2 separate regions of the Homo sapiens genome follow, and region 2 is linked to region 1. A link is a contact called in ENCODE POLR2A ChIA-PET data. All regions are on one chromosome and are shown on one strand. The core of a region is the stretch at or near the end of the contact, and the rest is flanking DNA. Distances in the headings are between cores, read along the strand shown. Region 1 overlaps IBA57 (iron-sulfur cluster assembly factor IBA57). Region 2 overlaps OBSCN (obscurin, cytoskeletal calmodulin and titin-interacting RhoGEF).

Region 1 (4,292 bases), core at 729-3,228:
CTGCGGTCCTGAGAGCCGGTGGCCTTCAGCCCCTCTTGGACAGGTCATGGTCTGGAAGCGCCCAGCGCAGGATGGATTCCAGACCAGCATCCCTGCAACCTTTTCAGCCCCACTGGCTGCTGCTTTAAACTGGCATGGAGACATTTGATCAGCTTCCCAGCCAGTTTTCTCTCCAGCTCAGCCAGGAGTGGGTGCCTGTGGCCTGTGTCACCAAGAGCTGGTGTCTCCTGCATGAGGGGCATGCACCCCTGGAATGAGGGTCTGTGCCTCGAGCTCAAAGTGTCCCGGCTCTGTCATCTGCCTGAAGTTGCCTGGCTTTTCCAGTGGGGCCTCCTTGAGTGCTGCAGCATCTGGGAGCATCCTAGCCTGTCCCGTGGGTGTGGCTGGGTGAGGGCTAGGAGGTGAGCCAGGAAGGAAGCACTCCACTCCAGAGTGAGGTGCCGCCTGAGCCATCCTGTGCCCCCTCAGTGTCTTCAGGTCTCTGCAGGTGTCAGGATCTCAAAATACTTGGTTCAGATCAAACACATTTCGTGTTCTTCTGTGTCCTTTTTTTTTTTTTTTTTTTTTTTTGAGATGGAGTCTTGCTCTGTTGGCCAGGCTGGAGCTCAGTGGCACAATCTCTGCTCACTGCAACCTCTGCCTCCCAGGTTCCAGTGATTTTCCTGCCTCAGCCTCCTGGGTAGCTGGGACTACAGGCACATGCCCCATGCCCGGCTAATTTTTGTATTTTTAGTAGAGATGGGGTTTTACCATGTTGGCCAGGATGGTCTCAATTACAGGCATGAGCCACTGTGCCCAGCCTCTTCTGTGTCTTTAAAAAGGAAAGTGTCAGTCAACAAAAGAGCCCCTCTGTCATACAAACCAAATCAGTTTTCACCAAAATGTCCTTAGTCCTCTCAGAAAGGCCTGGCCTTTAGGACCTTGGAAGCAGGCCCTAAAGCGCATCGGCAGGGTCAGAGCTTTGTGTTCAGGAACACTGGGATCTGCTGAGAGCTGGTGTAGCCGCTCCAAAACTGCACACTGCTTTTCCTGTCTGCTTTAGTTTGTGTTGTAAAAACATAGGAAGTTCGTGTGTGTGTGTGTGTGTGTGAATTCAAGGCATAAGGTGCAGTTGTGTTATGTGGGTATAGTGCATGGTGGTGCAGTCTGGGCTTCTTACCCTCACACCTCCTGCCTCCCCTCGTTAGAGTCCCCCACATCCGCCTTCCACTTTCTGAGCCCACATTGCCTGTTGGGCAGCTCCTGGTTATGAGGCAGGACGTGTGGTGTTTGACTGTCTGTTTCTGAGCTGTTTTACTTAACACAGTGTATATGGTGCATCTTTAGGAAAGCATGCTTGTATTTTCCTTTCAAAGCCAGATATGGGCGGGTGTGGTGGCTCATGCCTGTGATCCCAGCACTTTGGGAGGCCGAGGCAGGAGGATTGCTTGAGCCCAGGAGTTTGAGAGCAGCCTGGGCAACATATCAAGACTCTGTCTCTTAAAAAAAAAAAAATTAGCCAGGCATGGTGGTCCACACCTGTGGTCCCACCTATTCGGGAGGCTGAAGTGCGAGGATCACTTGAGCCCAGGAGGTTGAGGCTGCAGTGAGCTGTGATTGTGCCACTGCACTCCAGCCTGGGCAACAGAGCAAGACCCTGTCTTAAAACAAAGAAAGAATAAAAAAGAAGAGAAGTTGCAGTTGGTAGTATTTCCAGAGCCCGGCAGACAGTGTAGAAACTGTGAGAAACCCACCTCCAAATCAGGCCTTAGATAGAAAACATCCTAAGAAGTATACGTTCATTGTAAAATCATTATCATCATCATCTTCTAATCCCCAAGGAGACAAGCTCCCTGTTCTGTGTTCTTGTATGAGGCGGTCAGTCAAGCGCAGCCCGAGAGGAGAGGCAGGAGCCTGGGAGAGCCTCTGCTAGACCTTTCCTGGCACTTCCCCAGGAAAGGCAAGGCAGGGCAGATGTGCGGCTGGCCAGCTGGAGTGATTTCCATGGGCTCCAAGCTGTAGGAGTGGTCCCTGGCTGCCAGAGTGCTCTGGCCAGATAGAGGTGGGCTCTGGACTGGTGAGGCTGCATTGCGGAGGCGCGCACACCCAGCTGGGCCCTTATCTGTAAGGACTGGCTGGCCTGGGAGGGGCAGTCTCCCAGCCAGAAGGTGGAATTTTTTTTTTTTTTTGAGATACCAAAACATCCTAAGGTACAGGAAAGAAATTGTCAACACACACACACAGTACCATAAACAAGGCCCAGCAGAAAGGCAGACAGAAGCACACACACCAATGTTCTGATCTTAGAGTAAGCAGACACATCACATGGAATGAGGATGTTTAATATATTTAAAGAAAACAATTTATGCACAGGAAGCAAGAGACTATAAAAATGACCAAGCAGATTTTAAAAAGAGAACTTGTTGAAATAAAAATAAAATACTCTAAAAAATATTCCATGATGTGTTTCCTGAAGAATCGGGAACTGTTTGAAGAAATGACCCAAAGTGCAGCACAGAAAGACAGAGCTGGAAAATATGAGATGGGATGAGACAAGAAGATGGAGAGTTTAGTATGACATCCGCAATTTACGAGTAATTCCAGAAGGAGGGGAAAGAGAATATGGGGTGGAGGCAAGTATTCAGAGAAATACGGCTGAGAACTTTCCCAAACCAACAGGAGCCCCTGCTCCTTAGGTTCAGGAACCAGCAGCTCCCAAGCAGCATAGTTAAAAAGCTCTACCCAAACAGTCACGTCTTGGTGAAAGTACAGAATCTCATGACAAAGAGATCTTAAGGCAGAAAAGAAAGAGATTATCTGGAAAGAAGAAAATAAGTAGTTGATTAAAAGCAACAGTGGAAGCCAGAAAGATAGTAAATAATATCTTCAAAGTCCTGGGAGAAAATAGTGATAGCCTAGAATTGTGTACCCAGAAAATCCGTCTTTCAAGAATGAGGGGCCAGGCGCAGTGGCTCACGTCTGTATTCCCAGCACTTTGGGAGGCCAAGGCAGGTGGATCACCTGAGGTCAGGAGTTCAAGACCAGCCTGATCAACATGGTGAAACCCTGTCTCTACTAAAAATATAAAAATTAGCTGGGTGTGGTGGCATATTCCTGTAATCCCAGCTACTCGGGAGGCTGAGGCAGGAGAATCACTTGAACCCAGGAGGCAGAGGTTGCAGTGAGCCAAGATTGTGCCATTGCACTCCAGCCTGGGCAATAGAATGAGACTCTGTCTCAAAAAAAAAAAAAAAAAAAAAAAAAAAAAGAGGGCTAAACGCATTTTCATACCACGAAACTGCCCTCACTCCGGAGTTTGCTGCCAGCAGAGCCTAGAGCGTCTAAGGCATGTCTGGGCTTCTGGCGAGGGATCCTGTGGGGAAGCTGGAGATGGAAGAAGGAGTGAATAGGCAGGAAGGTGGATTTGTGGGCATGTCTAAAACACCACATCTAGAAGCTTCTACTTAGAATGCCTACTTTTGGAGTTTATAAAAAAGATGCCACATGTTGAGTTGGGAGAGAGGTGCCCAAACCTACAGTGTTCTAAAGTCCCCCTACTGGTCGGAAGGAGGGCACGGACACTGACTTCAGCATCTGTTACAAGGCTTATCAGAGTTTTCAGATAATCTCTAAAAGAATGGAAATATATCTTCCAAACTATAGAGGGAAGACCATGGAATTTAAAAGCCAGTCCTTCAAGGAGAAATGAACAAACTCAAAATCGTAGTTGGGAGTGTTTTTTTTTTTTTTGAGACAGAGTCTCACTCTTGCCCAGGCTGGAGTGGAGTGGCATAAACACAGCTCACTACAGCCTCAACCTTCTGGGCTCAGATGATTCTCCTGCCTCAGCCTCCTGAGTAGCAGGAACTACAGGTGTGAGTCATCACACTCAGCTAATTTTTTTTTTTTTTTTTTACTTTTTGTAGAGATGGGGTTCTCACTGCATTGCCCAGGCTGGTCTTGAATTTCTGGGCTCAGGTGATCTTCCCACCTCAGCCTCCTGAGTAGCTGGGACCACAGGTGCATGCTAATTTTTAAAATTTTTTGTTTTTAAATGCTGGTCTTCAACTCTTGTCCCCAAGTAGCTGGGATTGGGGCATGAGGCACTGTGCTAACTTCATGTTGAAATTGAATTGCCATTCTAACAGTGTTAAGAGATGGGGCCTGTAAGAGGTGATTAGGCTGTGAGGGCTCCACTCTCCAAGGGCGGAGTTAATGTTATGAAAGGGTAAGTCCAGCCCGCTTGTGCCTCTCTTGCCCTCCAGTGTTCAAAGCACCATCTTGGAGGTGGAATTCCCAAGTCGGCCAGTTCC
Region 2 (4,459 bases), core at 807-3,306, 140 kb after region 1:
AATGCCCTCTTGGGATGGGAGAAGCGTCCGCTTCCACACCCCCAGGGACAGGGAACTCACTTTCTGAGGTGAACTCCCATCCACTCACAGTAGCAGGCCCTGTGGCTTCTCCTTCCCAACCCACATTGGGTCAGATAAGGCACCAAAGGCCAGAAAGAACTCCAGCCATGGGGCTTAGAGCTTGTCCATTCTGCCTTCTGAGAAGGGCACGTGTGCCTGTCATCAGCCTCCTGTGGGTGAAACCAGGCATGTTCTGAAGGGGTGTGTGGGGGTGCGGGTCTATGAGCTGGGGCTGAGCCACTCTCCACAGGCTCACTGTGGGTGGCCTCTGTGTCTCCCTCTGTGATCAGGGTGGGCCAACTTGCCTGGGTGGATTTCTATTCCCTAACCCTAGGTCACCCTCCTGGTCTGGGTGATGTCTGCTCTGGCAGACCCGAGGGTGGCCCCTGTACCAGTTACTAGCCCCGAGGCTATTCTAGCAAGTCCCACTTTTGGTGGGGGTGAGGGGACAGGGTCTCCTGCTGCCTAGGCTGGAATGCAGTGATGTGAACATAGGTCAGTGTAGCCTCCACCCCCTGGGCTCAAGCGATCCTCCCACCGCAGCTTTGCAAGTAGCTGGGATTACAGGCACATGCCTCCACAGGGTCTCACTATGTTGCCCAGGCTGGTCTTGAACTCCTGGGCTCAAACAGTCCTCCCACCTTGACCTCCCAAAGTGCTGGGATTACAGACATGAGCCATGGTGCCTGGCCAAGTCCCACTTCTGACACCAATTCTAGAGAACAACACACTCACTGTTTTTCTCCTATTATACTCTCACAGCACAGAACACTCTGTGACCAGATGTGTGGGGGCCAAACACCAAGCAATTCTCTAGCAGACAGCAACTGGCTGTCCACACTTCAATTCAATTCTGATACTTTCTATGTGGAGTTAGAGTCAGATTTCATAGATGAAGAGCTCAGTCCCACAAGACTGCCCCACTTCAGATGCCAGTGGGAAGTCCCAAGCCACCCACACTTCTGACTGAACAGCTATGAAATGGGGTTCCCACTACCCCTCCTTGAGTTTGATTAACTTGCTAAGACAGCTCCCAGAATTCATAGAAATACTTGTATTGAGCAGCTGTTATAAAGGATACAGCTCAGGAATAGCCATGTGGAAAAGATTTAAAGGGCAAAGGATGGGGGTGGGGGTGGGCATAGACCTTCCATGTCCTCTCTGGGCGTGCCATGCTCCCAGCACTTGCATATCTTCACCAACCTGGGAACTCATCAAATCTCATTTAAGAGCTTTTATAGAGCATAATCTCTGTTCCCCTCTCCCCTTCCTAGAGGTGGGAGGGTGGGAAAATTCCAACCCTCTGAACACTTGGCCTTTCTAGAGGCCCATTCTGATGTTGTCCAGGACCCCTACCTGAGTGACCTCATTAGCATAAACTGAGATGTAGTCAAAGGAGTACATTATGAACACTCAGGAATTTCTGAGGGCTTTAGGAGCAGAGACACAATCTATTCTTGTGCCACACCCCCACACCAGTGAACCCTAAAGTAGCCCAGTCCTGTGGACTCCAGGGTGTCCCAGCCTCGCCCTCCTTCTTACCCTCTTGTGCAGAGGCAGTGCCGTGCCTGGTACGTGGCTTGCAGAATGTGGATGTCTTCGCGGGGGAGGTGGCCACGTTCTCCTGTGAGGTGTCTCACGCGGGTGGGCCGGAGGCCCGCTGGTGGCTGGATGGGACCCTGCTACAGGATGGCCCCCAGAGCGCCATCGCTGTGCGAGATGGGATCTTTCACTCCCTCATGCTCTCGGGCCTGGGGGTGGCCGACTCCGGCACTGTCATCTTCCGCGCAGGGCCCCTGGTCTCCACGGCCAAGTTGTTGATCAAAGGTATTGGCCGATGGGAACCTCTGCCATGCTGGCACTTTTGTATGCTTCCTGCGGGCTCCTGGGATCAGGAATTGGCCCCCAGGGCCACAGAGTGGGCACCACTCTATGCATGCTGTCTGCCTGCAGTGGCACAGGTGGGCATGGAGGGTGGATGAGAAGTCTGGGCTTAGGGAGTGGTATAGCTGGACACCAACCTGTGCCCTGCTGGCTACCACCTTGCTGGCCGCACGTGCCCAGCCATGAAACCCAGTCCCTTGTGAAGGCAAGAGCAGCCCCTGCTGAGCCTACCCCTGCTGTCACCTGCTTCCTCCGCTGTGGGCTCAGGCTGGGTTTCTGCCCTTCTGGGAAAGAGCTGGCCGTATGGGAGCCCCCTACCAGTGACTCACATGGTGCCTTTGTCCCCTGTGCGCCCTCAAAGAAAATGTGGAAGGTTCACCTGGGTCCTGGGGCAAACAGCCATTTATGGAGTAGGATTTGGACAGTGGAGATGGGACGGGGACCCCAAGAGAGATGGCAGAGTCCTTGCAGAAGGGGCGAGCTGGGCTGGGGCTCTGGCTCCTGAGCCAGGGCCAGAGGGCATGGGGTAGGGGGACTTTGGAGGGTGTGTGTCCCTGTTGGGGCCATGTGCCCAGGGCTAGAGGGAGGTAGGGGCAAAGGGGACCAGGAGGGGCCCCCCTGAAAAGAGACCAAGCCTGACAGTGCTATCTCCCATGGGTGGGGGTGAGGTGTGTCTGCAGTGGATAGCCCTGGGCTGTCGTGGTGGGCCCCCTTCCCTGGGCCATGTGCCAGATGGTCACTGCTCTGCCATTGCCTGCCACAGCTCTGCGCTTACTGCCGCTGAAGCCTCTAACACTGACAGCAGAGGGTGGGATGGCTGCGGTGGCTCAGCTCCGGGGGCTGACATGTGTCCGGCATGTTGGCCGACAGATCCCGTGGTGGAGGTGGTCAGTGCCATGCAGGACTTGGCCGTGGAGGAGGGTGGCTCGGCTGAGCTCCTCTGCCAGTATTCACGGCCCGTGCAGGCCACGTGGAAGATGGACGAGCGGGAGGTGCACACGGATGGGCACCGTGTCATCATAGAGCAGGACTGGAACGTGGCCAGGCTGACCTTCAGGCCGGCCTTGCCCTGTGACAGTGGCATCTATTCTTGTGAGGCTGCGGGCACCCGCGTAGTGGCCCTGCTGCAAGTGCAAGGTGAGGCCGCCTGGTGAGCAGCCCTAGGCCCGGGGCAGCTTTGGCACAGCTTGGGCTGTGCAGTGATAGTGGAATGGCAGGCAGTGTCCGGTGGCGCTGGGACACAGGTGGCTCGGACAGGTGGGAACAGGCCCCGTAGGTGGCAAGCTCGCTGCACCAGGAGCTGAGCTGTGAGTAGGCACGGCATGCACAGCTGCTGAACTTGTGGCTTCCATGAAGAATGTGTGGCCAAATTCAAGACTCCTACACGTGAACCCACAAGAGAATGAGAAAGGGAGGGGAGAGCGGAGGGCAGTGGATTAGGGAGGAGGTCTCTGGTTGTTGTGAGTCTGAGCATGGCATTCCAGGGACCAGGCAGCAGGTCTGGTAGCTCTGTTGGGGGGTGCAGAGAAAGGGGGATGTTCCCAGACCGTGAAGCTGCAGCAGGGCCATGGCGGGTAAAGCATGGCTCTGAGCCTCATGGCTGTGTTTGAGCCTGGTTGTGCGGTTGGCGAGTTTCTAGTCTTGTGAACACCTGTGAGGTTTCTCACCTGTGAGGTCAGAAGCCCAGTGCCAAAGTGGGCAGGGCATAGTGGTGGTGGTGGGGGGTGCTGGGTGACCACAGAGGCAAGCATGGGTGGCTCCACCCTGGACGCTGAGTGCCCACCTCCACATAGCTTCTGGGGAGGGGGCATTTTGTTTGGCTCTTTGTAGTTTTCAGGGCACTCCCAAGGGACGTGGGGACCCTGGAAGCGCGGGCATGGTCTGATCCTCCCTCTCCCCACAGCCAAGAACACGGTGGTGCGGGGGCTGGAGAATGTGGAGGCGCTGGAGGGCGGCGAGGCGCTGTTCGAGTGCCAGCTGTCCCAGCCCGAGGTGGCCGCCCACACCTGGCTGCTGGACGACGAACCCGTGCACACCTCGGAGAACGCCGAGGTGGTCTTCTTCGAGAACGGCCTGCGCCACCTGCTGCTGCTCAAAAACTTGCGGCCACAAGACAGCTGCCGGGTGACCTTCCTGGCTGGGGATATGGTGACGTCCGCATTCCTCACGGTCCGAGGTGACTGCGCTGTGCTGGTGCAGGGTGGGGTCAGATCCTTCCCACTAGAGACTGGGGTAGGCGGGCGGCAGAGGGGGCGGGGCTGCGGGCTGCAGCTGCAGAGGGGACGTCAGTCTCCGAGACCCTCCCGCAGGAGGCTGGGCCGCCGGAGCTGCAGAGGGGCTGAGGCCCTGGGAGCGGCACAAGGGGCAGGGTTCGCCAGGGGCCGGCCCATCCCACCTGAGGCCGGGAGCCACCCGCTTCGCAGTGGGTAGAAGCCCCCGGGGCCGAGGCCCAGGAAGGGTGGAACGGTGTGGGGCGCCGTGCGCTGAGACCAGAGGCTCTCCGGAGCCAGGAGGG

Evidence for each region. ChIA-PET counts read pairs that join two places held with the same protein, here RNA polymerase II (POLR2A).
Region 2: POLR2A ChIA-PET joins it to region 1 with 10 read pairs in activated CD4-positive, alpha-beta T cell. The contact joins two enhancer-like sites. POLR2A ChIA-PET finds 5 or more read pairs at or near these places in 4 of 52 experiments (Caco-2, OCI-LY7, PC-9 and 1 more).

The regions. Positions count from the first base shown.
Region 1 is chr1:228,176,938-228,181,229 of GRCh38, forward strand. IBA57 (iron-sulfur cluster assembly factor IBA57) reads left to right here. Exons shown (of 3, transcript NM_001010867.4): 3 at 1-4,292. Among named protein-coding and RNA genes, the nearest start is that of IBA57, 13 kb to the left of the region's middle. RefSeq lists a silencer at 1,911-2,205. Within about 2 kb of position 1,979, at least 7 of the 41 ENCODE cell types and tissues checked have a DNase peak (open chromatin) inside an H3K27ac peak, as active enhancers do.
Region 2 is chr1:228,312,000-228,316,458 of GRCh38, forward strand. It overlaps OBSCN (obscurin, cytoskeletal calmodulin and titin-interacting RhoGEF), which reads left to right. Exons shown (of 116, transcript NM_001386125.1): 61 at 3,848-4,120. Among named protein-coding and RNA genes, the nearest start is that of TRIM11-AS1, 80 kb to the right of the region's middle. RefSeq lists an enhancer at 3,320-4,194. Within about 2 kb of position 2,057, at least 4 of the 41 ENCODE cell types and tissues checked have a DNase peak (open chromatin) inside an H3K27ac peak, as active enhancers do.